Linked DNA regions of Homo sapiens: all the other regions are linked to region 1. The links are chromatin loops, found by intact Hi-C in ENCODE. Cell type or tissue: ascending aorta. All regions are shown on one strand. Links, peaks and the distances in the headings refer to the core of each region. The heading gives the core; the rest is flanking DNA. Region 1 overlaps GNG7 (G protein subunit gamma 7). Region 2 holds the start of OAZ1 (ornithine decarboxylase antizyme 1). Region 3 overlaps GNG7 (G protein subunit gamma 7).

What was found. Peaks named below come from ENCODE experiments on the same cell type or tissue, not always from the same donor. Only the 100,000 strongest peaks of a DNase experiment are listed, where the experiment ranks them.
Region 2: it touches region 1 in a loop (4-fold over the local background); 4 of 110 quality-filtered maps call a loop at or near these places.
Region 3: it touches region 1 in a loop (4-fold over the local background); 10 of 110 quality-filtered maps call a loop at or near these places.

What each region holds. Positions count from the first base shown.
Region 1 is chr19:2,631,860-2,642,031 of GRCh38, forward strand. All of the region lies in intron 2 of GNG7 (G protein subunit gamma 7), which reads right to left. Among named protein-coding and RNA genes, the nearest start is that of MIR7850, 6.2 kb to the left of the region's middle. RefSeq lists an enhancer at 2,024-2,163. In ascending aorta, for the core only: a CTCF peak has its summit at 5,294 (motif pointing left); DNase peaks (open chromatin) are centred at 4,602 and 5,340; H3K4me3 peaks cover 397 bases; H3K27me3 peaks cover 649 bases.
Region 2 is chr19:2,265,274-2,275,445 of GRCh38, forward strand. It overlaps OAZ1 (ornithine decarboxylase antizyme 1), which reads left to right and starts at 4,213. Exons shown (of 5, transcript NM_004152.3): 1 at 4,213-4,471; 2 at 6,112-6,257; 3 at 6,509-6,681; 4 at 7,462-7,547; 5 at 7,699-8,215. The coding sequence starts at 4,326. The coding sequence ends at 7,835. LOC105372240 (a long non-coding RNA gene) reads right to left here and starts at 3,980. Exons shown (of 2, transcript XR_936242.3): 1 at 3,829-3,980; 2 at 3,220-3,599. PEAK3 (PEAK family member 3) reads right to left here. Exons shown (of 4, transcript NM_198532.3): 4 at 9,358-10,172. RefSeq lists enhancers at 1,247-1,416, 3,912-4,526, 7,264-7,323, 7,334-7,393, 8,834-8,973 and 1 more and silencers at 3,780-4,269, 5,235-5,294, 5,505-5,704, 5,715-6,054, 7,594-7,743 and 1 more. In ascending aorta, for the core only: no CTCF peak of the experiment used is centred there; DNase peaks (open chromatin) are centred at 4,138 and 4,985; H3K4me3 peaks cover 2,188 bases; H3K27ac peaks cover 1,697 bases.
Region 3 is chr19:2,574,571-2,584,742 of GRCh38, forward strand. The region is part of intron 2 of GNG7 (G protein subunit gamma 7); the gene reads right to left. Among named protein-coding and RNA genes, the nearest start is that of MIR7850, 51 kb to the right of the region's middle. RefSeq lists enhancers at 748-1,248, 2,398-2,542, 4,841-5,135, 4,954-5,003, a cis regulatory region at 2,464-2,477 and a silencer at 4,841-5,135. In ascending aorta, for the core only: CTCF peaks have their summits at 5,048 (motif pointing left) and 5,253; DNase peaks (open chromatin) are centred at 3,911, 4,441, 4,811, 4,871 and 1 weaker place; H3K4me3 peaks cover 1,591 bases; H3K27ac peaks cover 1,870 bases.

The DNA of each region.
Region 1 (10,172 bases), core at 3,944-6,443:
TGCTAACTTCTAAAATGAAGCCGACTGACCCTAGAAGTGCCATTTCTGAAAGAGGAAGAGAGAAAAGGGGTGAAAGGACGTTGAACCAGCCAAGGCAGACTACAGCATTTTCAGGGCGTCTCCCCAAGATCTCCAATAAGGACAACTAGCATCGACTAGGCTAATCCCGTGACGGCCTGTTCTGCGGGGACATCATCACCCTGGTGCTGCCCTCTCCCCCATTCTCTAGAGAAAGGAGCCCCAAAAGAACAGATAAACTCTGCCTCCTAGAAAGGTAAGACTCCTGGCCTGGCGCTGTGTGGGATCATGCCTGTAATCCCAGCACTTTGGGAGGCAGAGGCAGGTGGATCACTTGAGGTCAGGAGTTCGAGACCAGCCTGACCAACATGGTGAAACCCGTCTCTACTAAAAATACAAAAATTAGCCAGGCGTGGTGTCAGGCACCTGTAATCCCAGCTACTTGGGAGGCTGAGGCAGGAGAATTGCTTGAACCCGGGAGGTGGAGGTTGCAGTGAGCCGAGATTATGCTATTGCATTCTAGCCTGGGAGACAAGAGTGAAACTCCATCTCAAAAAAAAAAAAAACAAAAAAACCCAACCTGCTATAAACAAAACTCACACACACACACACACACACACACACACACACACACGCACACAGAAAACAGACTGGGAATTGTAAAAACAGCTGACGAACAGAGACTTTCTACTCTACAGGGAAGTCTCTCACCGTCAGCACTGTGGACATCGGGACTGGATCCATCTCTGGGGTGAGGCTGCCCTGGCACTGCAGGGTGCTGAGCAGAGTCCCTGGCCTCCACCCACTCCCTGCCAGGAGCACCCCTTAGTTACACTGAGCTATGATCGCACCACTGCACTCGCACCTGGGCAACAGAGTGAGACTCTGACTCTAAAATAATAATAATAACAAGAATATAAGAATAATAATTCAGATCCATGTCCGATAAAAATAATAAATAAGTAAAGCTGAGGCTCTAACATGAAGTCATTACGAGGCTCATCCAGCCACAGTGGGCTCTGCACTGGGGCACCCGCCTGGGCCTCTGCCTGGCCCATGTCTGCTCAGGAGCCCTCAGCCCCTTGAACCCTGCTGGTGGGACAGGGGGCCCCTCTACCAGGCCCCTAACTTCTCAACAGACCCCACCTTGGGCCTCCCCAGGCTGCACCTTAACCATCTATGACACGCATCCCCAGGCGGCACCGGGAGTGTCTGCGCAGAGATCCGAGGGTGTTAGCCTGGCAGGGGCCCTGCAGGTGGGTGCTGGTTCACTAAAACGATGAAGCGGATGGGAGGAAAATTAGCATCCAACGGGCCTCATCATTGCTGTCCTGGGCAATGGACTCTGACCCCTGCTGTAGAGGGTCAGAGAGGGTCAAGGTCAAGCCACAGATTGGCAGAGCCATCCTCTCTGGCCTCCACTCGGCTCCCCCATGTCCCCTGCCCCCAGCATCTCATCATATGCGACTGTCACCGCCGTGTGTATTTTGAGTCAAAGGCGGCCAAGGCTCGATGAATCTGCCGATGACCAAGTTGGTGCCTCATCCCTCGTTCTGTGGGAGGCTGACTGTTCAAGCGGTTGCTTAGCAACAGGCGCGCGCGCGCGCGCGCACACACACACACACACACACACACACACACACACACGAGAGGTGGCTGTGGTCTGCACACTGGGCTGGGGTACTCAGATCCCCGGGCTCGGTGGTCGTGGATGTGAGCCTCTCTGGGTATGGAGCCTCAATCAGTAGAGTCAGGTGGTCGCAATAACAGCTCTGAAACGGGGATTCATTGAGAGGACATCGGTGGGCTTGAAAACGGGTGTCTGTTTACCGGGGCTTGAGTGGGAGCTGTAGTAATTCTGTCCAGAAGAGGACAGAAGCCTGCTCTCAACTCACCCGGGAGGCAGGTTCTTCTGCACCGGGCCTTCTCCCCCCGGCACTGTGGGCATTTGGGGCTGAATCATTCTTGGTTGTGGGGCTGCCCCGGGCACTGCAGGGTGCTGAGTGGCACCCCTGACCTCCACCCCATGGCATCCACCAATCGAGGCAGCCACAAATGTCTCCTGGGTGCAAAATTGCCCCGAGTTGAGACCCCCTGGGATAGGGGATTCCACGGACCCCCAAGAGACTCCGCGTCCCATGATCCTCTGCCCTGCTGAGGTCCCCGGAGGCTGCACACATTGAAATCCACACCCTGAGTGAGGAGGGAGAGAGGAGGTGAGTCCCAGGAGCTGGGGGTCCTCCTGGTTTACACCGTCTGCCCCACTGGGCGTTTATGGTGCCTATCATGAGCAGGAAAATAACTCGAATTTTTTTCCCCAAAATAATGAACCCAGAGTTTCTCCCCCTCAGCACTGTGGACATTTGAGGCCCGATTGTTCTCTGGGGTGGGGCCGTCCTGGGCACTGCGGGGTGCTGAGCAGTATCCCTGGCCTCCACCCACTCCATGCCAGGAGCTCCCCCAAGTCGCGAAAACCACAGATGTCCCAGAAATTGCTCAGTGTCCCCGGGGTTGGGGGTGGGGGGCGGCATCACCCAGATGACCCCTGCTATAGAGGGTCAAGGTCATGTCCAAGCTCTCCTACCGCCGGGAAGCACTGCCTTGTCCTGGGCTACAGATGTGGAGGCTGCTGGGTACAGGGAGAGGTTTCTGAGTCCTGGAGACTGTGGCAGAGCCCCTGATTTCGGCACAGCGCCCCGTAATTACTTGCGGGCTGCACACACGTTTTCTCTCGGGGAGGGTGGTAGCAATGAGCTGTGACCTTCCGGGAGCAGAGCGTTTTCAGGCTCTGGCTGTATATCTTGGCAATTCTTTCAGGGGAACAACTTGTCCGCGAAAAGAACTGATAATAACGTGAATTTCAACACGACCAGGACATGCTGAAATCTGGTGACCGACCAGGGGGAAATAAACCCGCTCTGACTGGCCGCGGGGACTGGAGTTTGCTTACCACACAAGAGCCCTTCTCAGGATAAGAGGCTCCAGTAAAGCTCTCAGCAGAAATGTTACCAAAAAAAAAAAACCCTCGCCGGGAGAACAAGGAGCTACCAGAAAAACACACTCGGTGATCTGGAGGTCGCAAAGTTCTTCCGCACTCAGTGAGGCAAGAAGCAAAAAGGCTGAAGAAATGCTTATCCTGGAAGAGGGGTTCTCACCCGGGTTCTGTGGACATCGGAGCCGGATTGTTCTCTGGGGTGGGGTCGTCCTGGGCACTGCAGGCTGCTGAGCAGCGTCCCGGGCCTCCACCCACTCCATGCCAGGGGCACCCCCCAGTCGTGTAACCACAAATATCCCCAGACATTGCCCCAGATGAGTGAGGACAGAGGTGCAGGTGGGTGCAGGTGGGCACAGGTGGGTGCAGGTGCCCCGTGAACCCATCTCCATCTGCACCCTCTGCATCTCCAACCCCACCCCCAGCCCCAGTGTCTCCTAAGGGGTAGAAAGTCTTCAGTGCTGAATGTGAGAGACCCTGCCTTAATTTGAGGGAAAAAAAAGTAATCAAGTCTGTCCCCTGCTCACATCAGACACCACGACAAACTCCCAATGGAGCAGACGGTGTAAGACAGGGGGACCCCAGCTCCTGGGATTTGCCTCTTCTCTCCCTCCTCACTCGGAGTGTGGATTTCAGTGTGTGCAGCCTCCTGGAACCTCAGAGGTCCATATGATCATGGGACACACCTGAGACCCAGGAGGTCTCAACTTGGGGTGATTTTTTTTTTTTTTGAGACGGAGTCTCGCTGTATTGCCCAGGCTGTAGTGCAATGGTGCAATCTCGGCTCACTGCAACCTCTGCCTCCCAGGTTCAATTGATTCTCCTGCCTCAGCCTACGGAGTAGCTGGGATTGCAGGCGCCCGCCACCACACCCAGCTAATTTTTGTATTTTTAGTACAGAGGAGTTTTCACCATGTTGGCCAGGATGGTCTCGAACTCCTGACCTCAAGTGATCCGCCCACCTCAGCCTCCCAAAGTGCTGGGATTACAGGTGTGAGCCACCGTGCCTGGCCAACTTGGGGTGATTCTGTCCCCTAAGGGACACTGAGTGATATTTGGGGACATTTGTGGTTGTCACAACTGGCGGGTGCACCTGGCATGGAGTGGGTGGAGGCCCGGGACGCTGCTCAGCAGCCTGCAGTGCCCAGGACAGCCCCACCCCAGAGAAAAATGTGGCCCCAATGTCTACAGGAGCCAGGGGGAGAGAGACCCTGTGTTATTTGGAAAAAAACAGAGTCTGCTCTCTGCTCACACCGGACACCAGAATAAACTCCCAAAGGGGCAGACAGCATAAATCAGGGTAACTCCAGCTCCTGGGATTCACCTCCTCTCTCCCTCCCACTCAGGGGGTGGATGGAATTCTCCTCTGGCCAAACTGAACCAGCTCTCTACTGCCTTCACTCAGGGGCGCACGAGTCTCTAACTCACAGGCGAGGATCCAGGCCCTCTGCCCGCCAGGACAATGACCCCTCTCTGAGCTGGGGAGTGGCAGCCCCAGGTCCACAGCCAGTTCTCACCCTGAGGAGCATGACATCTGGGAGGGGGGATGACAGGCACCCCAGGGCCTGATGGTGGGGACAAGCCAGGGTCTGATTCCCATGGCAGGATGACCTGCACTCTCCCAGGGCCACCCAGCCCTCCAGGGATGCTTTATGCCTTCCATTCTCTGGTCCGAGCTCTGCTCTGGAGACACCTCTGTGCCCGAGTGTGAGGTGCATTCCCTGACTGCCTTAAGGCCACTCCTGGGGAGCAGAGCCAGTGCCTCCCGCCTCCTGCCACGCACAACACCCAGGGACCGCCTCTGGTTTTGGGCAGAGAGGCTCTGAGTGTGCCCACAGGGGCCCCTAGGGCAGGGGCCAACCATCTGGGTTTGCCTGGGACTTAGGGCTGTCAGTGTTGAACCAGGAAGGTATCAAGCAAACTGCAGTGGGGGTAGTGACAGAGCTTAAAGAGGGGCTCGGGGGTGACTGAAGACATCTGGGATACAGTCAGTATGCACTGCCTGCACCTCCATCCCCACCTGCACCCACCTGAACCCAACTACGCACACCTGCGCCCATCTGCACCTCCGTCCCCACTTGTGCCCACCTGCGCCCACCTGCACTTCCGTCCCCACCTGCACCTCTGTCCCCACCTGCACCTCCAACTCCACTTGTCCTCACCTGCACCCACCTGCACACCCACTGCACCCCCGTCCCTACCTGCACCCCCCGCATCTCCAGCCCCCTGCCGGCTCCAGGCCCGGGGCCAGGAAACTCCGTGGGCCTCCTCTGCCCCCTCGTGGCCGCCAGCGGTAACAGCAGCCCTCTGCAAATCGAGCTTCAGAGGCCCCAGGAACAGGCTCCCCCCGCCCCCGAGCCCGGCCCGTCTTTGCTGTTGTCGTTGTTGTTTTGCCCTGGGGCCTGCAGAAGGATAGGAGCAGGGGATCACGGTGCTGGTTTTGTCATCAGGACAGGCAGCCACGGCCCTCACTTGGCGGCGCACCTGCTCTCCTGGAGAGGCTGCCACCCAGAGGTCAGAGACCCCCGCAGGCGCCTGCACCCCTCACAGCCTCGCTCTCCTCCCCGTCCGTCCTTGTAGGGAGGTGAGTTTCCAAGCTTCCCACCCTGTGCCCGCAGGAGCCAAAGCCGCACTCGCCCAGCCCAGCGCCCAGCAAACAGGAGGTGCTCAATGAATGACTAGCAACATTATTAAAAGATCAGGAAAAGCCCGCATCCCACGCCACCCTTTGTAACAGAGAACCCCTTCAAGGTCAGCCGGCACCACACCTGCTCACCACTAATTCCGTCCCCTCTACTGGGGCCTCCCCTTGCGTGTGTGGACATCAGAGCCTGATGATTCTCTGGGGTGGGGCCGTCCTGGGCACCATAGGGTGCTGAGCAGCGTCCCTGGCCTCCATCCACTCCATGCCAGGAGCATCCCTCCATCATGACAATTACAGATGTCCCCTGGAGGCAGAATCACCCCTGGTTGAGACCCCCCGGGTTAGGGGATTCCACGGACCCCCAAGAGACTCCGCGTCCCATGATCCTCTGCCATGCTGAGGTCCCAGGAGGCTGCACACATTGAAATCCACACCCTGAGTTGGGAGGGAGAGAGGAGATGAATCCCAGGAGCTGGGGGTCCCCCTGATTTACACCATCTGCCCCATCGGGAGTTTATTCTGGTGTCCAGTGTGAGCAGGGACTGAAGTCAGTTTTGAAATAATGAATGGGCCGGGTGCGGTGGCTCACGCCTGTCACCCCAGCACTTTGGGAGGCCGAGGCAGGTGGATCACGAGGTCAGGAGTTCAAGACCAGCCTGGCTAACATGGTGAAACCCTGTCTCTACTAAATATACAAAAGTTAGCCGGGCGTGGTGGCATGCACCTGTAATCCCAGCTACTCGGGAGGCCGAGGCAGAGAATTACTTGAGCCTGGGAGGCAGAGGTTGCAGTGAGCTGAGATCATGCCACTGCACTCCAGCCTGGGTGACAGAGCGAGACTCTGTCAGAAAGAGAAAAGAAAAGAAAAGGGGAAGAGAAGGGGATGGGAAGGGAAAGGGGGAGGGGAAGGGGAAGGAGGGGAAGGGGAGGGGGAGGGGAGGGGGAGGGAAAGGGGAGGGGAAGGGGAGGGGAAGGGGAGGGGAGGGGAATGGAAGGGGAGGGGAGGGGAAGGGAAGAGGGAGGGGAGGAGAAGGGAAGGGGGAGGGGAGGGGAAGGGAAGGGAGAAAGAAAGAGTCTCTCCCTCCTGGGCACTGTAGACATTGGGGCTGGATGATTCTCTTGGATGGGGCCATGTTGAGCAGTGTCCCTGACCTCCAACCACTCATGCCAGGAGCACCCCCCAGTCGTGACAACCAGAGACATCCCTAGACATCTCCCAGCATCCCCTGGGGAGGGGAGGGGAGGGGAGGGTTGGGTCAGAATCACCCCTGCTTCCTCCGTGAGCCCCACTAGCATAGTTAAATTTCAAGTAGTTCAGAATTTAAGTGTAAAACATGCAATCGGAACAAAATACAGGTGATTTTTTTATAATCTTAAAATTTGGAAGAGATCCATAAAAAAAACAAAGGAGATGCTCATGTATAACAAACATTTAAAATCCTGGCCAGGTGCGGTGGCTCACACCTGTATCCCAGCATTTTGGGAGGCTGAGGCAGAAGGATCACTTGAGGTCAGGGGTTCGACACCAGCCTGGCCAACATGGTGAAACCCCATCTCTACTAAAAATACAAAAATTAGCTGGGCATGGTGGCGAACACCTGCAATCCCAGCTTGGGAGGCTGAGGCGGGAGAATCGCTTGAACCCGGAAGGAGGAGGTGGCAGTGAACCAAGATCGCGCCACTGCACTCCAGCCTGGACAACAGAGTGAGACTCTGTCAAAAAAAAAAAAAATTCCTCTTTGGCAAAACCCACCGTAAGCAAAGTCAAAAGACACGCTCAGGAAAATATTTGCAGAGTTCAAACAAACGTTTATAAACTGTTCAAACAAATCAATGCGCCTGAGACGCCGGAACAGAAAGGTCAGCAAAGACCCCAGCCTGGCAGCCCACAGAAGGATGCCCAGAGAACGGTCGGATTCACCGGCCACCAAGGACACCCAAACAAAACAAAGATGAGCGCCCCTACTTGCCAGCTTGGCAAAGATTTCACAGCTGCGGCTGGGAGGGTGGGGAACGAGCGCTCCAGGAAGGAATGGGGTGTTTCTGGAGGTTTTTGTGGCTGGATGTCAAATGTAGATGGCAGGCACAGAGCTCAGCAGCACATCCACTCGCAGGAATTTAACTTAAACCTCAACCATCCAAGGGGAGGGATTCAGGAAGGAAGGAGAGAGGGAGGGAGGCAGGGAGTGGGGGAGGAGGGGGGGAAGGGAGGGAAGGGAGAGAAGGAGGGAGGGAGGGGGAGGAAGGAGGGGGGAAGGGGGAAGAAGGGAGGGAAGGAGAGGGTAAGGGAGGGAAGGAGAGGGTAAGGGAGGGAGGGAGGGAAGGAGGGAGGGAAGGAAGGAAGGGGAGGGAGAAAGGAAGGAAGGAGGGAGGGAGAGAGGGAAGGAGGGAGGGAGAAAGGAAGGAGGGAGTGAAGGAAGAAAGGAAGGAGGGAGAGAGGAAGGAGGGAAGGAAGGAGGGGGGAGGGAGGGAAGGAAGAAAGAAGAGAGGGAGGGAAGGAGGGAGGGGGAGGGAGGAAGGGAGGGAAGGAAGAAAGGAAGGAAGGAGGGAGGGAGAGAGGGAAGGAGGGAGGGAGGAAGGAAGGAGGGAGGGAAGGAGGGAGGGAGGGGAGGAGGGAGGGAGGAGGGAGGGAAGGAAGCGGCAGAGGGAGGGAGATAGAGATAGGAAGGAAGGAGAGAGAAGGGGGAGAGGGAGGAAGGCGAGAGAAAGAGAGAGGGAGAAGGAAAGAAAGAGAGAGGAAGGAAGGAGAGAGAGAGGAAGAGAGAAAGAAAGACATCAAGAAAAAGAGAGACATTCCAAAAGCCCAGCTAGGGGGACCAGTTAAACACATTATAAAATCATTTTTAAAGTGATAAGTCACCACCCCCTATCACACAGAGTGCCTTAACGAGCGTCAAGAATGAGGGTGGATGTCGAGGTTTCTCGACAAGGAAAGATGCCCAGTGATGGGAATGAGGAATGAGAGAATAGAACCCTCCTTGTGTGAAATCTACAGGTGAATGTAATTCACGAAAATCCCAGCACAGGCTTGGCAAGATGCTGAGGCCCATCGGTGCTGGGCTGGGGAACTTAGGGGCTTGGCCTTCTTTGTACTTTTCTTCATTTTACCTTTTTAGCTGTTGCTTTTTTTGGAGACAGGGTCTTGCCCTGTTGCCCAGGCTGGAGTGCAGTGGTGTGATCTCGGCTCACTGCACCACTCGATCTCCTAGGCTCAAGTGATCCTCCTGCCTCAGCCTCCAGTGTAGCTGGGACCACAGGTACACACTGTAACACCCAGCTAATTGTTTAATTTTTTTGTAGAGATGGGGTCTTGCTATGTTGCCCAGGCTAGTCTCACACTCCTGGGCTCAAGCCATCCTCCCGCCTTGGCCTCCCAAAGTGCTGCGATGACAGGCGTGAGCCACCACACCCAGGCTCTCACCAAGTTCTGACGTCAATCAGGGATCAAAGGGCTTCAGGCCAAACTGCCATCCCTAAAATGACCTGCTTGAGAAACTTAAGTCTATGAAATGAAGGGGAGGCACTCCAGAAACTGGCAGATGGTCCCCAGAGGTGGTACAAGAAGAAGGGACTCGGGTCCCGCAGCTGACCCTCAGTGGCTCTTAGCCTCGAGAACTCAGCCCTGCGATGGCCAGAGTTGCGCCCGGCAGATCCCCACGGGGAGCCTCTTCCTCTCTCCTTGAGGTCACAGGCAGGTGAGTGACCAGGCAAGGGAGGAAGTCGGCTCTGCTCACCCCTCCAGCCCATTCCCCATGTCAGCAGAAGGAACAGCAGGCTCCCAGCGACAGCCCCATCCTAACCCCAGAAGCCGTGGACAGGTCAGCTCCATGTCAAAAGGGACCGCAGATGGGATGAAGTTAAGGATCGTGAGATAGGATAGCATCCGGGGTGATCTGGGGGCCCCAATGTCCTCATAGCGTCCTCAGGAGAAGAGGCAGGAGGGTGAGAGTCAAACAGAGACTGGAAGAGGCTTCACTGTGGCTGTGAAGGGGGAGGAGGGGGCCCCGAGCCAAGGGATGTGGGTGCCTCTAGACGCTGGGAAATGCGGGAACCAGATTTTCCCCTGGAGCCCCAAGGAGGGACTGGCCTGCCCACACCTTGATTTTCCATGATTTTAGCCCAGTGAGGCCTATGTTAGACTTCTTTTTTTTTTATTTTTTCTTTTTTTGAGATGGAGTCTCACTCTGTCGCCCAGGCTGGAGTGCAGTGGCGTGATCTTGGCTCTGCAACCTCCGCCTCCCGGGCTCAAGCGATTTTCCTGCCTCAGCCTCCTGAGTGGCTGGGACTACAGATGCACACCACCACACCTGGCTGGTTTTTTTTGTATTTTTAGTAGAGATGGGGTTTCACCATGTTAGCCAGGATGGTCTCAAACTCCTGACCTCAGGTGATCCGCCCACCTCGACCTCCCAAAGTGCTGGGATTACAGGAGTGAGCCACCGCGCCTGGCCCTACGTTAGACTTCTGAGCTTCAGCGCTGTCAGATAATAACTGTGTGGGAGAAGCCGTTCTACATCA
Region 2 (10,172 bases), core at 3,090-5,589, 370 kb before region 1:
TCTCAACAAAGTGAGAACCTAGAGATAGGGTCTTGCTATGTTGGCCAGGCTGGTCTGCAACTCCTGGGCTCAAGCGATCTTCTTGCTTCAGCCTCCCAAAGTGCTGGGATTACAGGCGTGAGCCACTGTGCGCGGCCCCAATCCTTCTTTATTTTTACCTGTTTACATTTTATTTTATTTAACTCATTATTATAATTCTTTTAGAGACAAGGTCTCCCTCTGTCACCCAGGCTGCAGTGCAGTTGAGAGACCATAGTTCACTGCAGCCTTGACCTTCCTGGCTCAGGGGATCCTCCTGCCTCAGCCGCTGGAGTAGCTGGAACTACAGGTGTGCACCACCATGTCCCTAATTTTTAAATTTGCTGCAGAGATGGGGTCTGGCTATGTAGCCCTGGCTGGTCTTGAACTCCTGAGCTCAAGCGATCCTCTTGCCTCTGCCTCCCAAAGTGCACACCGGGCCCACATACCCTCTTTTAAATCAGAGTCAGCCGGGTGCGGTGGCTCACGCCTGTAATCCCAGCACTTTGGAAGGGTGAGATGGGTGGATCACCTGAGTTCAGGAGTTCGAGACCAGCCTGACCAATATGGTGAAATCCCGTCTCTACTAAAAATACCAAAATTAACTGGGCCTGGTGGCGTGAGCCTGTAATTCCCAACTACTTGGGAGGCCGAGGCAGGAGAATCACTTGAACCTGGGAAGGGGAGGTTGCAGTGAGCCGCCGAGATCATGACCCTGAACTCCAGCCTGGTGACAAAGTGAGACTCTGTCTCAAAAACCAAACAGCCAGGTGCGGTGGCACACCTGTAATCCCAGCACTTTGGGAGGCACGTAGATCATGAAGTCAGGAGTTTGAGACCGTCCTGGCCAATATGGTGAAACCCTGTCTCCACTAAACACAAAAATTAGCCGGGAATGGTGGTGCACGCCTGTAGTCCCAGCTTCTCGGGAGGCTGAGGCAGGAGAATCGCTTGAACCCTGTAGGTGGAGGTTGCAGTGAGCCAAGGTTACGCCACTGCACTCCAGCCTGGGCTACAGGTGAGACTCTGTCTCAAAAAAAAAAAAAAAAAATCAGTCCATCAATCAATCAATCAGAGTCATACTCTCTGCGTCCTCTGCCAGCAGCCGTATCCCCTCAACCTTGATTTCAGAAGAAAACCCAGGCATGGGCCCTCTATCCTTGACCACCCCACATCCTCTGCTGTCCCTTTCAGACAGTTCAAGCCTCACCACCTCCAGAGAAAGATATGCCTCTTTCTCTCCCTGCTGTCCGGGAGGCCCCTCACCAGTCACAGACTCCCCAGCTCCCAGCAAAGCACCTCCCACCCTGGGGAGTTTCTGGGGAACCCGGCCAGGTGGGCCAGCAGGGCGCAGTTGCTGATCCTAGCGCTCATCCCACGTGGCCTGGCCAGTGTGGGGGTGGCCCTTCTAGAAGCCTCACAGCATTGGCAGGCGGCCATCAGAGGCAGGCAGGAGGAGGAAGTGAGAGCTGCTGCAGTCAGGATGGAGGGATGGGGCTCCCTGGTCGTGGCTGTTCTGGAAATCGCACCGGTGACCTGTTCATTTCGAGCAGGCTCTTGCCTCTGTTCCCAGAGGAGGTCCTCAACTTAGGGGCGTCATTCTGCCCCCAAGGGACATTGGATGATGTTTGGGACATTTCTGGTTGTCATGACTTGGAGTGCTCCTGGCATGGAGTGGGTGGAGGCCAGGGACGCTGCTCAGTACCCTGCAGTGCCCAGGACGCTGCAGTCCAGCCTGGCAACAGAGCGAGACTCCGTCTCAAAAAACAAAAAAACAAAAAAAAAAGCAATCCACACCCTGAGTGGGGAAGGAGAGAGGAGAAGCATCCCAGGAGCTGGGGCCCTCCTGGTTCATACCATTTGCCCAGGATGCCCCACCCCAGAGAACAATCCAAGCCCAATGTCCACGGGTCCGAGGGAGGAGACCCTGAGTTAATTATTTGAAACAGAGTCTGTTCTCTGCTCACACCAGACACCAGAATAAACTCCTTTTTTTTGAGATGGAGTCTCGCTCTGTAGCCCAGGCTGGAGTGTAGTGGTGCAATCTTGGCTCACTGCAACCTCCACCTCCCGGGTGCCAGTTCAAGCAATTCTCCTGCCTCAGCCCCCTGAGTAGCTGGGATTACAGGCACGCGCCACCATGCCCAGCTAATTTTTGTATTTTTAGTAGAGACGGGGTTTCACCATGTTGGCCAGACTGGTCTTGCACTCCTGACCTCGTGATCCACCCGCCTCGGCCTCCCAAAGTGCTGGGATTACAGGCGTGAGCCACCGTGCCCAGCCTCAGGATAAACTCCTAATGGGGCAAACGGTATAAACCAGGAGGCCCCCAGCTCCTGGGATGCTTCTCCTCTCTCCTTCCCCACTCAGGGTGTGGATTGCTTTTTTTTTGTTTTTTTTGTGACAGAGTCTCGCTCTGTCACCAGGCTGGAGTGCAGCGGCGCCATCTCAGCTCACTGCAACCTCTGCCTCAAGGTGTGGATTTCAACGTGCGCAGTCTCCTGGGACCTCAGCAGGGCAGAGGATCATGGGATGCAGAGTCTCTTGGGGGGGTCCGTGGAATCCCCTAACTCGGGAGTCTCACCCAGGGTGATTCTGCCCCCGCCAAGGGACACTGGGTGATGTCTGCGGATACTTGTGGTTGTCACAACTGGGGGTGCTCAAGGCATGGAGTGGGTGGAGGCCAGGGACGCTGCTCAGCGCCCTGCAGTGCCCAGGGCGGCCCCAAATGTCAACCGCAGGAGTTAATTTCTGCCTCAACACCTGAATAGCGAATGCTCGTAGCAGAGATGCAACAACAGCCTTCTGGTGCAGTACGAAATCTCGAAAGACAGGCAGGCGCGGTGGCTCACGCCTGTTAATCCCCAAACTTTGGGAGGTCGAGGCAGGCGGATCACCTGAGGTCAGGAGTTCCAGACCAGCCTTGCCAACATGGTGAAACCCCATCTCTACTAAAAATACAAAAATTAGCCGGGCGTGGTGGCGGGCACCTGTAATCCCAGCTCCTCAGGAGGCTGAAGCAGGAGAATCGCTTGAACCTGGGAGGCGGAGGTTGCAGCGAGCCGAGATTGCGCCACTGCACTCCAGCCTGGGTGACAGCCAGGCCCGGTCGCAAACAAAACAAAATTAAAACCATGAAAGGAATCAGGATTTGCCAGGAGTAGCATTTTTGCTTGGTAAGAACAAAATTTTGTTTATACATGAAATAAAAAATATTTTATTAAACCTCACTGCAAAGTGGCAACTTTTTGCTAAATTCATAATTTAGTCTACACACAAGCTATGTACCCGTATGTGACTGCCAAGAGTTATATCTTTGCTTATTAAAAGCAAAGTGCAGTTCATACCTGAGATTTTTTTTCTGGATTTAACCAGGAGGGGAAATATTTTTGCTAGGTAAGTCCACATTTTACCTCACAGGCGAAACAGTTTACCGAACTTGACCACCAAAGAAATCGTTTTTTCCTTGGGAGATCCACATTTTAGTTCATACATGAGATGTGTTTCTGAATTTTAACTGCCAGGAGTAGTGTTTTTCCTTAGGGTAAGTTTCAGTTTCCACAGGAAAAATCTGAATTTATCTGCAAGGAGTAAAATTTTTGCTTAAGTCCAAATTGTACACGAAATATTTTACTAAATTTGAATATCTTTAACATTGGAAGTTCTTTTTTTTTAAACACTGGAAGCATTTTAAGAACTGCAAGACCAAATTTAAAAAAATAAAACCAGTAATATCATCGATGATTACCAGGTGTTACTGGAAATAATTCTGGCGCGGTTGGACAACCCCCCAAGCACCCGGGGGCCTACCCAGGGGAGGGGTCCCGCTGCGTGAAGGGACCCTAGGGAGGGCGACGTGGACCACGACAGACAAACGGGCACTCGAAGACCCCCGAAAATCGGCCCCAGCGAGCCGCCCCCGCCCCCAAGGCACGATTGTGGGGGCGGGGACGGCTCGGGGCGCGCGCAGCGCGTACCCGGCGCCACGGCAGCCCCGCCCCCAGAAGGACGCGCGCAGGAGGGGGCGTGGCCCGAGGCTCACCAACCAATCTCCAGAGAGCCTCTTCCTTTCCCTTTCCCTTTCACCAATCAGGCGCTGGGAGGGGCGGGCGCGACTTTTTTTCCCGGCGGCCCCGCGGCTCTGCCCCTCGTGCGGTCGCGTTCCCGGCGGCGCGGGGGGCGTGGCCTGGGCGCAGCATCTATAAAGGCGGGCGGCGGCAGAGGCGCCATTTTGCGAACGGCGAGCAGCGGCGGCGGCGCGGAGAGACGCAGCGGAGGTTTTCCTGGTTTCGGACCCCAGCGGCCGGATGGTGAAATCCTCCCTGCAGCGGATCCTCAATAGCCACTGCTTCGCCAGAGAGAAGGAAGGGGATAAACCCAGCGCCACCATCCACGCCAGCCGCACCATGCCGCTCCTAAGCCTGCACAGCCGCGGCGGCAGCAGCAGTGAGAGGTAAGTGCCCCGCCCCCGTCCGAAGCTTCCAGAAGCGCCGGCCGCGCAGGCCTGCGGGGGGCCGTCCTCGGGGCGCCAGATAGGTCCCCGGCGCGCGAGATCCGCCCCTTTGTCAAGGCCAGAATCGCGCCGGGGACGAGGTAGGCGCAGGGCGGGCCTGGAGGTCCCCCCCGGCCTTAGCAGTGCTCTCGGGGGAGTCGGGTTTGGGGGGCAAGGGTGCGGAGTTGGATTTGGGGGGCACCGTCCGGGGCGCCTGATTTGCGGGAGGGGCATGGGTCGGAGGTCGGATTTGGGCGCAGGACGGGGAGTCGGGGGAGGCGTGTGTCTTTTGCGGGGTTCGCGGGATGGGACTCGGCTTCGGAGGAGGGGAGAGGCTTCTGGTCGAGGGTTGGATTTGCGGGGCGCAGACTGGGAATTCGGTTTGGAGGAAGGGTGTGCGGTCGGGTCGGATTTGGGAGGCGCAGGATGGGGCAATCTGGTTGGGGGCGGGGTCGGCCTTGGGGGGCTGGTCCGCGGACAGGCAGGGCCCGCGGGGCTGGTGAATCTGCACTTTTCGGTCCCGGCCGTCGAGCGTGCGCTGCGGGAGCGGGGAGCGCTTTGCGGTGGACGAGCTCCCGCGGGTCCCTGTTGCCTCGATGTGGCCCCTGCACGCGACGGACCTCGTGGGCCCCGTTTTTCGCCCCTGAGCGAGTCGGTCTGGATGGCCCGGGACGCGCCGGGCGAGGCCGCGCACGTAGACGGCACCCAGGGCTTCTCCGCGGGGGCCGCCGGGGAGCTGGGGGTGGCGCACTCCGACAGCCCGGCAGCGCCCTGGGAAGACCCCCGCCGCTTCCCGGGAAGACGCGTCCCGCTTCCGGGGGCGCGGGTGCCAGCTGCGGTTGTGGGGGAGCCCGCGGGGTCTCGGTCGAGCTTTCCCGACTGCGTCCCCCGAGGTGGGCGTCGCTCAGCCCCGGATCGGGAGGTTGGGCCGCGGTGCTGGCGGTGCCGCGGTTTGGGGGCCGTGCAAAATGGAGGCAACTTTGGGGCCTGTTTACCCTGCGCAGCAAATGGCTGCTGGCGCTGCCGGCTGCGCGATTGTGAAAATCTCCCCCGGGGCGCGAGGCCGCGTCTGCCTGGATGACGCAACCGGGAGGGCCCGGGCCTGGAGCGGGGGCGGGGGGGCGGGCGGCCGGGAGCCGGAGCGGGGCGCGTCCTCCATGAGGTCAGGCTAGGCCCGCCCGGTCTTCGCGGGGACAAGCAAGAGTCCCAGATTTTGGCCGTAGTGCAGGGTGGAAAGGGGAAGCCGCGACAGAACTGAAAAGGGGAAGCGCTGGCTGTCTTGGTGGCCGGGGGGTGAGGCTCTGCCCCGGCGGGGCTGCGTGAGGGGAAGGGGCCCCCCGCCCTGGGAAGGTTGGGCTGTCCTGGGCGGCGCCGCCCGAGGAGTCGGGGCTCAGTGACTGCTGCCCTTGTAGGTGCTTGGGGCAGGCGTTGGAGCTGCCTTCGGGAAGCCTCGGGGGTGTGGGACCGGGTGGGCCCCTGCCTGGGCGGGGCGGGGTCTTTTGGCCGAGGCAGGGGTGGGGATGTGCTGAAGGCCGCCCGGACGCCCTGGAGGGGTCTCCGCCCGGAGCCTGGCGCTGCCTCGTGACCTGCATCATCTTCAGTTCCAGGGTCTCCCTCCACTGCTGTAGTAACCCGGGTCCGGGGCCTCGGTGGTGCTCCTGATGCCCCTCACCCACCCCTGAAGATCCCAGGTGGGCGAGGGAATAGTCAGAGGGATCACAATCTTTCAGCTAACTTATTCTACTCCGTGAGTATGGGGCCGGGCCTGCTGGGGCTGCTCTGGGGCCACAGGTACTTTCTTGTGCACCTTGCTGCCCGTACCTGTGATTGAATGTAATCGTGGGAACCCTGAGTTTCATCAGAGCCGGCGCACAGTCTCCTGCAGCCCAGGCGTTGCCTGAGCTCAACACGGCCTAGGCCCAAGCTTTAGCGCTGCCGGGTTCTTGGAGTCCTGTGGGGTGAGTCAGGGTTCTGAATTGGGCTGCACCCCCTGGACAGGATGATCGGCTGAATGTAACAGAGGAACTAACGTCCAACGACAAGACGAGGATTCTCAACGTCCAGTCCAGGCTCACAGACGCCAAACGCATTAACTGGCGAACAGTGCTGAGTGGCGGCAGCCTCTACATCGAGATCCCGGGCGGCGCGCTGCCCGAGGGGAGCAAGGACAGGTGAGGGGCAAGGACAGGCAGGGAGTGCTCACCCAGGGGAGCAGGGACCAGGTGAGGGGCAAGGACAGGCGGGGAGTGCTCACCCAGGGGAGCAGGGACCAGGTGCGGGTTGCTGCCCAAGGGGTGCAGGGACAGATGAGGGAGGGCACTGCCTTCAGGCAGCACATATGGGGGCCACCATCGCTTTGTTGGTGGGGACAGGGTCCCCCCTTTTTTTTTTTTTTGAGATGGAGTCTTGCTTTTGTTGCCCAGGCTGGAGTGCAGTGGCATGATCTTGGCTCACTGCAACCTCTGCCTTCCGGGTTCAAGCGATTCTCCTGCCTCAGCCTCCCGAGTAGCTGGGCTTACAGGCGCCCGCCACCGATGCCCAGCTAATTTTTGTGTTTTTAGTAGAGACGAGGTTTCGCTATGTTGGCCAGGCTGGTCTTGAACTCCTGACCTCGTGATCCGCCCACCTCGGCCTCCCAAAGTGCTGGGATTACAGGCGTGAGCTACCGCTCCCGGCCTGGGGTCCCTTTTTAAAAAGTGCACTCCAAATTCGTACCCTGGGATTCTACCCTCCAAGGGATGCCAGGCAGTGTCAGAGCTTTTCTGTCATGGGGCATGCACGTGGGTGGGTGCAGCGGTGCTGCTCAACACTGTGGTGTCAGGACGGCCCCACCCAGAGGACGATCTGGGCCCCAGGGGGACCCTGGAGTAGAGCGGGCCTCAGGGTAGCTGCTAAGGCCCAGGAGGTAGGCAGGTGGGTCGGGCCAGCCGAGACGCTGACACTCGCTGCAGCTTTGCAGTTCTCCTGGAGTTCGCTGAGGAGCAGCTGCGAGCCGACCATGTCTTCATTTGCTTCCACAAGAACCGCGAGGACAGAGGTAGGTGACCCGTATCGCCTGCAGTAGGGTGCGTGGGGGTGCCTGCGCCGCCCCTTCATTCTCAGCCCGCAGGCACGGTCTCCCTGCGGGGGTGGGGGGTGCGGGCGGGGGGTTCTGGTCGGCAGGGGTTCTGACGGCTTCTCCCCCGCAGCCGCCTTGCTCCGAACCTTCAGCTTTTTGGGCTTTGAGATTGTGAGACCGGGGCATCCCCTTGTCCCCAAGAGACCCGACGCTTGCTTCATGGCCTACACGTTCGAGAGAGAGTCTTCGGGAGAGGAGGAGGAGTAGGGCCGCCTCGGGGCTGGGCATCCGGCCCCTGGGGCCACCCCTTGTCAGCCGGGTGGGTAGGAACCGTAGACTCGCTCATCTCGCCTGGGTTTGTCCGCATGTTGTAATCGTGCAAATAAACGCTCACTCCGAATTAGCGGTGTATTTCTTGAAGTTTAATATTGTGTTTGTGATACTGAAGTATTTGCTTTAATTCTAAATAAAAATTTATATTTTACTTTTTTATTGCTGGTTTAAGATGATTCAGATTATCCTTGTACTTTGAGGAGAAGTTTCTTATTTGGAGTCTTTTGGAAACAGTCTTAGTCTTTTAACTTGGAAAGATGAGGTATTAATCCCCTCCATTGCTCTCCAAAAGCCAATAAAGTGATTACACCCGATGCACCTGGCTCTGTGGTGGTGACGCTGGGGACTGGTGGGAGGAGTGCCTGGGACCACAGAGGGCCCTGGGTGGAGGGGTCGCGGGGGATTTGGCACCCAGGCAGCTGCGGGACCCCTCCCACGGAGGAGACCCCCTGGGCTGGGAGGCCGGGCCCTCAGCTTGGCGCCAGCCTTGCCACTGCTCGCTTGAAGCCCCTTCCTGCCTCGCGTCCCCTTCCGCCCCAGCCTGGGCCTGCGCATGGGGATGTCTGTGCTCCCAACTCAACTTTTGAGTTCGCCGTGTTACTGGCCGCCCCTAGGGACCTGCAGCGCCGTTCGGGGCAGCAGCACTTCCGGCGGGGTCGTGGCCTGGAGCGCTTCCGGGTCTGCAACCCCGCCGTCTGCCCGGCCGCAGCGCCACCTGCCGGCCGCATCCGGGAGCGCCACCCGGAAAATCAGGGCCAGGCCTGGCCGGGAAACCGGCTGGAAAGAGGAGGAAAGGAGGAACTCGAAAAGATTGTAGACTTGGCGAGCGGGCCGGGGGGATATTCAGCCGTCTGAGCGGTGGTGGGGTCGGCCGGGAGGACAAACCTGGACACAGATACCCCCAGCTCATTTGGGCAGCGCAAATGCAGAGAAGGGGCATTAGAGCTGAGGCCATGCAGGATGAATAGGAGTATGAAGCAGAGTAGAGGGGGCTGTTTTCTGGTGTAAAAAACAACTTGGGCAAAGGCGTGGAGGCTGGAAAGTAACCTCCAGGGATGAACGACATGGGGTTGGAGACTCTGAGGAGACTTTGGAAGAGCCCTGTATGTATTCTGAGGCACTGGGGAGCCATGGGAGGTGTTTGAGCTGGAGAGGGACCTCATATCTGGGGTTGGAAAGATCCTCCCAGGACTGCCATGGGGAATGGAATGGAGGGGCAACTCTGAGTCTCCAGGAAGGAAGCCACAGGCAAGGGCAGTGCAGTGTGTCAGAGGCATAAAGGAAGACTCCATCCCCCTCCAGTGAGTCTCCTCTGTGCCTGTTTATTACATCATCCTGTGGTATTAAGTGAGCACCTACTGTGTGCCAAGCCTGGCCTTTGCCCCCAGGGAACTCACAGCCTTGTGGACAGTAACAGAGGAATAAATGCTCCTGAGAGTGGGCGGAGAACGCAGGGTAAGGAGCTAGCGATGGCCCAGAGTGGGCACCTTTATTTGTTTAGAGAAAGTGAAACTGTAGCCGGGCGCGGTGGCTCACGCCTGTAATCCCAGCACTTTGGGAGGCCGAGGCGGACGGATCACGAGGTCAGGAGATGGAGACCATCCTGGCTAACACGGAGAAACCCCGTCTCTACTAAAAATACAAAAAATTAGCCGGGCGTGGTGGCGGGCGCCTGTAGTCCCAGCTACTCGGGAGGCTGAGGCAGGAGAATGGCGTGAACCCGGGAGGCGGAGCTTGCAGTAAGCCGAGATCGTCTCAAAAAAAAAAAAAAAAAAAAAAGAAAAAGAAAGTGGAACTGGAACAGTATGGCAGAGGGAACAGCCTACACAAATGCTTGGGGGCGCGAAAGAAGTTGGTGTGTCACGGAGGAACAGGGAGGGAGGCAGGGTGGGCGCAGAGGGATTGAGGGGAGGTGGCAGGGAACCGCGGGGACTGTTTTAGGGAAGGTGAGTCCAGACCCCGCTGAGATGAGCTGGGTGTCTAAGGTCCCAGGGAGCCTTCCCTTCCCGTGACACCACCAAGCAATTCTCCACCAGGGACAGGGGCATTCACATGCCCAAAATCACTGGCCATCTTCAGCACAAGGGGGTGCTCCAGAGCCAGGAATGCCTCTGGTCCCGGCATTGGCCTCTCATGGAGACAATGACAGAACCCACGCGGAAGAGCGCCCTGGCTGCTGGGGAAGGCAGAACACAGAGAGACATTGATCAGCGGGGTTGTCCACACCTGGAAGTGGCGTGGGGGCCCTGGCTTCAGAGAGCTGCTGCCCAA
Region 3 (10,172 bases), core at 3,807-6,306, 57 kb before region 1:
TCATGGCTGCGTAATATTCCACTGTCTGGTTGGACCATGCTGTGTTTATCCACTGATGGGCGCCTGGGGTGGCTTCCACCCTGGGGCTGTTGGGAATCATGCCGCTGTGCACTTGTGTGTGCAAACACCTCTTTCAGTCCCTGCTGTCAGTTCTGTGGGGTCTATCCCCAGGAGTGGGATTGCTGGGCCCTATGGTAATTCCGTGTTTACCATGTGAGAAGCTGCCAGGCTGGGCCTTGTTCCATCCCCACCAGCCACGCACGAGGGTCTGTTTCTCCATCTCCTCTCCCGCTCTTGTCCGAAACCGCACTTGTTATCAGAGCCTCAGCGTCCTGCCTGTTAAATGGGCTCGTGGTTTCTCCAAGGCTGCTGGCAGGCCCTGTGAAAGGCTATCAGCTCCAGCTGCTGTTAGGCTTAGGGGCACAATGGTTAACTCTGAGCTGTCAGGGAACCAGGGAAGAAAGGCTGGTTGGAATCTCTCTTTCTTTTTTCTTTTTCTTTCCTTTTTTTCTTTCTTTCTTTTTTTTTTTTTTAGATGGGGTCTTGCTCTATTGCCCAGGCTGGAGTGCAGTGGCACCGTCATAGCTTACTGCAGCCTGGACCTCCTGGGCTCAAGCTATCCTCCCACCTCAGCCTCCAGAGTAGCTAGGACCACAGGTTTGCACCAGCCTATCCAGCTAATTTTTAAAATTTTTTTGTAGAGACAGGGACTTGCTGTTGCCAGGAACTACTGGGTTCAAGCAATCCTCCTGCCTCGGCCTCTCAAAGTGCTGTGATTACGGGTGTGAGCCACAGTGCCCTGCTCGAGTCTTTTTGGGCATCCTTTGGGATTGATCTGGAAAGCTCCAGGGAAGTGTACAAAGCAGAACGGGCGCCTCCTCAGGGCGTGTGGACACGCAGGCACACGCAGGCACATGCAGACACGCAGGCACACACAGACATGCAGACACACGCAGGCACACGCAGACAGGCAGGCACACGCAGACACACGCAGGCACACGCAGACACGCAGGCACACGCAGACACGCAGGCACACGCAGGCACACACAGACATGCAGGCACACACAGGCACACGCAGACACGCAGGCACACGCAGGCACATGCAGACACGCAGGCACACGCAGACACACGCAGACAGGCAGGCACACGCAGACACGCAGGCACACGCACACGCAGGCACACGCAGACACGCAGGCACACGCAGGCACATGCAGACACGCAGGCACACACAGACATGCAGACACACGCAGGCACACGCAGACAGGCAGGCACACGCAGACACGCAGGCACACGCAGACACAGGCACACGCAGGCACACGCAGACACGCAGGCACACGCAGGCATACACAGACACACAGGCACATACAGACACACAAAGGCAGACACATGCAGACACAGGCACATGCAGGCAGACACACACATGCTCACACTCAGGTACACGCAGACATGCAGACACACACACAGACACACACAGACACATGCTCACACTCAGGTACACGCAGACATGCAGACACACACACAGACACACACAGAACCAGACACACAGATGCATGCAGACACACACAGACACATGCGGCACGGGCACGTGCTCCCAGAGCAGGAGTTGTGAGGCTGGCAGGCTCCAAGACTGAGTTTCCCAACCCACCGCAGTGGGGCGGCCTCGGATGACGTGCAGGCGTGCAGCCCGGACGGCCCCAGGGGACTGCAGCAAAAACAAACATGCCGGGTTGATTCCAGCAGAACCCTTCGACCCAGGCCTGCACACGGTGTGCTGGGAATCCGCCCTGGGTGGGGCTGACCCACTCCCTCCTAGAGTTCACCGTGGTCCCTGGATGCTTGCTGACCCCAGGGAGGACAGGGCGGGCCGCGGCAGGCGGGGGACGGGCACTGCAGCAGCTGGTGGCCACCCTCACACGTCTGGGAAACCAGGAACCCTTGGGAACTAAACTTGGTCTTTTTTATTTTATTATGTATTTATTTATTTATTTATTTAAGAAACAGGGGTCTTGCTTCACTGCCCAGGCTGAGTGCAGGGGTGCAATCACAGCTCAATGCAGCCTCCACCTCCTGGGCTCAAGCGATCCTCCCACCTCAGCCTCCTGAGTAGCTGGGACTACAGGTGCGTACCAGCCCATCTGGGTAATTTTTAAAACTTTTTTTTACAGATGGGGTCTCCCTGGGTTGCCCAGGCTGGTCTCAAACTCCTGAACGCAAGCGATCCTGCTGCCTCAGCCTCCTGAGTAGCTAAGATTACAGGAGTGCAGCATCACCCTGGCTAATTTTTAAAATTTGTTCTAAAGACAGGGTCTCGCTATGTGGCCCAGGCTGGTCTCAAACTCCTGGGCTCAAGTGATCCTCCCACCTCAGCCTCCCAAAGTGCCGGGATTACAGGCGTGGGCCTCTGTGCCCGGCCTGAATTTGCTCTTAAGTCATTCACGCTACGTGAGTCACCAGGGCTGTCCCGTGTGCAAAGTTCCAGTAAGTCTTTGTATTCCTGTTGGCAGGGTCAGGACAAGGTCCACCTCGCAAGCTGGGGCTGTGGGGCAGTGAGCTCAGTCTCTGTGTTGCGTAACCAATTGCCATCCATGTGGCGCCTTCCAACACACATCCACTTAGTACGTCACGGTTTGTGGGGTCAGGAGTCCGGGAACAGCCAAGCCAGGGCCTCTGTTCAGGGTACCCCCAGGGCTGCAGTCTGGGTGTTGGTTGGGGCTGCGTCTCATCCAAGGCTCGCCCGGGGAAGGCTCTTCATCCAGCATTCCCTCAGGCTGTTGGCACCATTTGCCTCCCTGTGGTTGTAGGACCGGGGTCCCTGTTTCCTTGCTGGCTGTTGCCTGGGGGACACTCCCAGCTCCTATGGGCCACCCTTGGGTCCTAGCTATCAGACCCTCCTCGGGCCTTCTCGCAATGCACCGCTCACTTCTTCACACCAGGAACCAGCAGGGGAGTGTCTTCCCACAACTCTGCTAAGCTAGAGTCTTCTGGGTGGGCGTGGTGGCTCACGCCTGTAATCCTAGCACTTTGGGAGGCTGAGGCAGGAAAATTGCTTTAAGCCAGGAGGCGGAGGTTGCAGTGAGCCGAGATCACGCCACTGCACTCCAGCCTGGGTGACAGAGCAAGATTCCATCTCAAAAAAAAAAAAAAAAAAAAAATCAGCGTAATATTTTACATATTATATATGCATGTAAGCATTTGCTACATATTTATATTGAGAAATAAATCTAAAAAGAAAATGTAGAACATCCCTATATAAAATGTTATGGTGTTATTTTCCTTTTTTTTTTTTTTTGAGATGAAGTCTTGCTGTCACCCAGGCTGGAATGCAATGGCGCAATCACAGCTCACTGCAGCCTCAACCTCCCAGGCTCCAGATCCTCCCACCTCAGCCCCTCGAGTAGCTGGGACCACAGGTGTGCACCACCACGCCCGGCTAATTCTTTTATTTTTTTGTAGAGACGGAGGTCTCGTTGTTGCCCAGGCTGGTCTTGAACTCTTGGGCTCAAGTGATCCTCCCACCTTGGCCTCCCAAAGTGCTGAGATTACAGGCGTGAGCCACCGCGCCCGGCTACGTGCTTGTCTTATTCAGCATTATGACATCATAGAGGGTGCTGATTCTTAGGGGCTTTGAGGGTCTCTGAGGGCTTTGAGGCTCAGAGATCTGCTGAGACACAGGTAGCGTAGGCAGAGCTGGGACAAATCCCCCGTTAGAGCCGGGGGCCCTCGGAGAACCCAATACGGGACCCAGAGGACCGAGGGCAGCCTAGTGCCAACTCCTGACTCGCCCTGTTCTCTACTATGTTAGGAAGCTATTTGCAGTTTTGTATTTGATAGAATCTCTTCCTGAATGCTTGCTCCGATCCTTTGTGGAATGAGGCAGAATATAAATAAATCAACAGAAAACGGTGCTCCAGCCACAAGCAAGAGACTGCCCGTCCTGCAGGGCCTAAGGAATTCACGAGCAACGCCCGCCCAGGGGCTGGGCTCAATGGCTGGCAGCCACAGGTTTCATCGCTAACCAGGCCGGAGAAGCTGGGCAGAAAAGCACCTGTTTGCAGCTTTTCAGCAGGACCTCTCCCCCTCAGCCCTGTGGACATTGGGGCTGGATCCTTCTCTCTGGGGTGGGGCCGTCCTGGGCACTGCAGGGTGCTGAGCAGCGTCTCTGGTCTCCACCCACTCCCTGCCAGGAAGCCCCCCAACACCCCGAGACCAAGAATCATCAGCTTCCAAATGTTAACATGCACAAGTAGGGAAACCGATGCTAAAGGATTTTAAGGTCACAGAGCTGGGAAGGGGTGGATCGGGGCCTCAAACCCCTGGCTCCCGGCCCCCCAGGGGCCGAGCTGTGGGGATGTGGATCCCAGACTGACCCCGGCATGGAAAACCACCAGCGTGGCCCGGCGCCAGACCTGCTTGTCTGTCGCTTGTCTGCGAGAGGCCAGGAAATGGCTGGGAGAGGGAGAGACGGTTAAACGAAAAAACATCCCAAGAATGCACATGGCTCGTCTCCGGCCCTGGCAGCCCGCCCCGCCGGTGCCTGCAGCAGAGGGTCCCGTGATTTGGGGCTCCGCCTCAGCATCTGCGGGATGGGTGCCCCCGGCCGGGCAGGTCCAGACGCCAAGGTCTGCACAGGGGTCACCCGGACACACCTGACTCGGACCATGTGGCTAAGTTTGTTTTGAAATTTCACTGCCCCAGCGTAACCCAGAGTCCAGGCCACGCCCAGCACGGCTGGCTCCCGTCCGGGTCTCTGTGTCCTGCAGCTCAGGGTGGCCAGGGCGGGCGGGCAGGAGGGCAGGCACCTGGCACCCACCCAGACCTGCGCCCTGGCCATCAGGCTGCCCCGGGAAGCCGGGCGACCGGGAAGATAGCAGAGTCAACAGGGCGGGTGCAGGAAAGGGCGCTCCCCATGCGAGCCTCTGAAGCCCTCGGCACACAGCCCTGGAGGCTGGGAATCCTTGAGCGTTTTCCTCTGAGGTCTCCAAGTGTTTATGGTAACAAGAGGAGGGAGGAGGGCGAGGGGACGGCCGCCGCTGGGCAGCAGCTCCGCCTGCTGGTCACCTTCCTCGGGGACATGCAAGGACAAGCTGCCGACGGAAGGGGCTTTGGCAGAAATGCGGGGAGCAGGGGACGCACCCCCACGGACAGGGGCTTTTCTGGTTGCCAAACGTGCAGACGACGGGCCTGACATCCCCATTTCCCAGGAACTCTGTGGATGGGTGTCCTGGGGCTGCCGTAAGAAAGTGCCACAAATGGGGGACTGGGAGGGGGTCTTAAAACCACAGACATGGATCCTCTCCCAGTTCTGGAGGCCAGAAGTCCAAAATCATGGGGTCTGCAAGCCTGTGCTCCCTCCAGAGGTTCCAGGGGAGAACGCTTTCTGCCTCCTCCAGTTCTGGGGGCGCAGGTGTCTCTCAGCTTGTGTCCTCCTCGGACACCTGGCCAGAATCCACTAGGACTTTAAAAAAAACCATTGCACCCCCCCAGTGCCATCCCAGAGGACCCACTCAATAAACACTGGAGCAACTCCCAGGGCAGGGGAATGCAGGTGTGCCCAGGGGTCAGGGCCCATACACGCAGCTGAGTGAGCCCTGCCAACCCTACCAGTCCCAGTCCTGGCCCCCGACATTGGTCCCGGCCTGGCCTGCTCACCCCTTCATGCCTCTCTGTCTAAGGGGCAGGGATAGGACGCAGCCCTGCTGCTCTCTGTCTGGTTCTATTTTTTTTTTTTTTTTTTTTTTGAGGCTGAGTCTCACTCTGTTGCCCAGGCTGGAGTGCAGTGGTGTGATCTCGGCTCACTGCAACCTCCGCCTCCTGGTTTCAAGAGATTCTCCTGCCTTGGCCTCCCAAGTAGCTGGGACTACAGGTGCACTCCACCATGTCCGGCTAATTTTTGTATTTTTAGTAGAGACGAGGTTTTGCCATGTTAGCCAGGCTGGTCTCGAACTCCTGACCTCAGGGGATCCACCTGCCTTGACCTCCCAAAGTGCTGGGATTGCAGGCATGAACCACCGTGCCCAGCTCTGTGCCTGGTTCTGTTTTATTTTATTTTAGAGACAAGGTCTTGCTGTTACCCAGGCTGGAGTGCAGTGGTGCAATCACAGCTCACTGCAGCCTCAAACTCTTGGCCTCAAGGGATCGTCCCCACTCAGCCTCCCAAGTAGCTGGGACTACAGGTGCCACCAAGCCCAGTTAATTTTTACATTTTTTTTTTTGAGACAGAGTCTTAGTCTGTCTCCCAGGCTGGAGTGCAGTGGTGCAATCACGGCTCACTGCAACCTCCCCCTCCCAGGTTCAAGCGATTCTCCTGCCTCAGCCTCCCGAGTAGCTGGGATTACAGGTGTGCACCACCACGCCCGGCTAATTTTTGTATTTTTAGTAGAGACAGGGTTTCACCATGTTGGCCAGGATGGTCTTGAACTCCCGATCCTAGATGCTCCACCCGCCTCAGCCTCCCAGAGTGTTGGGATTACAGGCGTGGGCCACTGCGCCCGGCCTCTGCCTGGTTGTTGAGGCAGAGACTGGTGTCTTCTTCCCTCGTCTTCCCCTCATATCAGGCCTCAAGAAAGACTTCCATGAACGCTGTGGGAAAATGCACTATGATGTCCCTCACTAGAAGTGCCTTCGCCGCAGGCCCAGCCTGAAAGTGATTAATCTCTGCTTCCTCCTCTCCCCTCCCCCAACAGAGTTTGTCTAAAAGTGCCCAGAGGCCTGGGTGACAGACTGATGGGGGGGGCCGCGGGGGTGGAGGGGTGATGGGGGTGGGGGGGTGGGGGGCGGAGGGTGTCTCTCGGGTGGCCTGGAGCACCAGCAGTCAATTCCTTCACTTGCAAATTGCCCAGGAGGGGTCAGCAGAGATACTGAGTTCCCAAACCACAGGGGGGTGAGAACAGGTCTGAGGCTGTGGGGTGGGATGTGGGGGCCCCCTCCCTGGTCCCTGGTGTTGTTTACCAAACACAGCAGCAAAGCTGTGTCTGCAGCCAGGACGCCTGCAGCCAAGCTCCTGGCTGCACTCCCAATGCCCACTTCTGCACGTGTTTTCACCCCACCCTGCAGGGATGGGACACCTCCCCTTCTTGAGGGTGAGGACACTGTGACATGTTCCTCAACAAGATGCCTGGCCAGGCCCCATTCACTCTGCATCACCCAACAGGTGTTGAAACAACGCATGAACCGTGTTATGGTCTAAGGTGTAGGCTCTACTCAAGATAGGCACAACTTTGTGGAATAAAATATCAAGGTTTCACAAGGTGACAAGTGGCCAGTTGCTCAATTTGTGTTAGAGAAACAGAGAATGTCTGGGAGGGGACAGGGAGGTGAGAACATTTTGTGGAGGGTTTGGCATGCAGCCTGTGCCCTATAACCCTCACTTTAAGCCAGGGTGCCAGCATCATCCTATGTCACCTACCACCCATCTCTTGAAGTCATCACCAAAGTGAAAAAGCAAAATGGAAATACTTTGCCAAAGGGACGAGAGACAAAAAGTTGAGGTCCTTAATATATAAAGATCTCCAAAAAATCAATAAAAGTGAACAAACCAGCTTAATAAATGTGGGATCCTGGATCAGATCATGGAACACAAAAGCACGTGGAAATGGAAAAAAGGATGAAATTTGAATCAGCCCTATACTTAATATTGCAGCAAGGTTGATTTTTTTAGTGGTGATAAATGTTCTGTAGTTATGGAAGATATCAGCCAATGGGAAGCTGGATGAAAGGTGTAAGGGAACACTCTGTACTATTTTTGCACCTCTTCTATAATTCACATATTATCTCAAAATGTAAAAAATAAAATTGTTAAAAGTGAACATAATCCACAAAAAGCATTATAAATGTTCATTATGAAAACTTTCAAGCTCTCCAGTAATAAAAAAGATTATAGATCATACAATGAGCTGTTACTTTTAGCCTTTAAATGACAATTTTTTTTTTTGAGACAGGGTCTTGCTCTGTTGCCCAGGCTGGAGTGTAGTGGTACAATTGTGCCTCACTGCAGCTTGGACTTCCTGGGCTCAAGAGATCCACCTAGCTCCACCTTCCAAGTAGCTGGGACTACAGGTGCATGCCACCATGGCTGGCTAATTGTTAATTTTTTTTTTTTTTTTTTTTTTTTTTTTTTGAGACAGAGTCTCGCTCTGTCACCCAGGCTGGAGTGCAGTAACTTGATCTTGGCTCACTGCAACCTCCACCTACCACGTTCAAGCGATTCTCCTGCCTCAGCTTCCCGAGTAGCTAGGACTGCAGGTGCAAGCCACCATGCCCAGCTATTTTTTGTATTTTTAGTAGAGATGGGGTTTCACCATGTTGGCCAGGATGGTCTCGATCTCTTGACCTCAGGTGATCTGCCCACCTCAGCCTCCCAAAGTGCTGGGATTATAGGCGTGAGCCACTGTGCCCAGCCAAATTGTTAAATATTTTTGTAGAGATGGGGTCTTGCTATGTTGCCCAGGTTGGTCTCAAACTCTTGGGCTTAAGCAATCCTCCTGCCTCAGCCTCCCAAAGTAATGAGATTACAGGCATGAGCCACTACACCTGGTCTAACTGGCAAGTATTTTTTTTTTAAATAGATAATATCCAGGGATGGTCAAGTTGTGATAAATCATGGACTAGCAGACAGTGGGTGGAGGACATTGGAATAACTGTTCTTGAAAGCAAATCTCCCTCTGGAAAACTGTCCTAAGGATATTTTTCTTTAAACCTTTGTGTGTTTTCTGAAAAAATTTTTTAGCAACAAGCCAGTGTTACTTTTGTAAACATAAAGTTGTACTATTTTGATGATTAAAAATGGACCTCTCACCCCCTTTGTAGACTGTGGAACCCGGGCTGGCTCAGCACAGTCTTGCAGCCGTCTTCATGGGGTGAGGTTGGGGAGGACCAAGAGCTCTCACCTTCGACTGCCCCACCCTCCAGCTTTGCCCGCCCCAGCCCAAGCTGTGTGGCAAGACCCCTTGTTGGTGCAGGTGCTGGGGGCTGGTGGCTGCTGGCATTCCCACCTTCTAGAGTGACTTTCACACTTCCTGATGAGTTTCCCATTCCGCTCAGCAGGCCCATAAATAGGATTGTGCAGAGGTGCATATGCAAGCACTTTACCTGAAGAATTATTATGGATAAAAGTAAAGAAATAATAAACAACTTAGATGCCTCCCTTGAGCCCAAGAGTCCCAGGCTACAGTGAGCCCTGATGGTGGCACTGCACTCCTATTTAATTTAGGAGATTAGTTCAGTAATCTGTGGTACAACCAAAAGATAAAACACTTAACATTCACTAAAAAGGATGTCGCAAATCCATATTTGATAATGTGGAAAGATTCCCATAATATATTGCTAAATTAAAAAAAACAGATTAAAGAACAGTATCAATAGTGTGATTCTATGATTATTCAGAAAAGTCCATACATGTGTGGGTGTGGTGCATATTTTTTAACAGTACATGTTTGGAAGAACTAAAAGTCACCAGGATGGGTTGGAGAAGAGGTTGGCTCCAGGACTGAGGCAGAAAAAAATATTATATTTCTGGAGCATCTTTTTGGGCCAGAAAGTAAGGAAACTCAAAGAATTATGGCAACGTATCAGAAGGACACAGAGCCAGCTTGGCTGGGTGCCAGTGGTTCATGCCTATAATCCTACCACTTCGGGAGGCTGAGGTGGGAGGATGGTTTAAGGTCAGGAGCTCAAGACCAGCCAGGGCAACATAGGGAGACCCTATCTCCGCAAAGAATTAAAAAAAAAAAAAAAAAGCGATGGCACGTGACTGTAGTTCCAGCTACTTGGGAGACTGAGGTGGGAGGATTGCTAGAGCCCAGAAGTTTGAGGCTGCAGTGAGCTGTGATTGCATCACTGTACTCCAGCCTAGGTGACAGGCAAGACCTTGTCTCAAAAAATAAAAAAATTAGCCAGGCATGGTGATGTGTCCCAGCTACTTGGGAGGCTGAGGAGGGAGGATCACTTGAGCCCAAGAGGTCAAGGCTGCAGTGAGGCATGATTGCAACACTGCACTCCAGCCTGGGCGACAGGGCAGACCCTGCCTTAAAAAGAGAGAGAGAGGGAAGGAAGGAGGAAGGAAGGAAGGAAGGAGGGAGGGAGGGAGGGAAGGAAGGAAAGAAGGAAGGAAGGAGGGAGGGAGGGATAGAGGGAGGGAGGGAAGTAAGGAAGGAAGGAAAGAAGGAAGGAAGGAG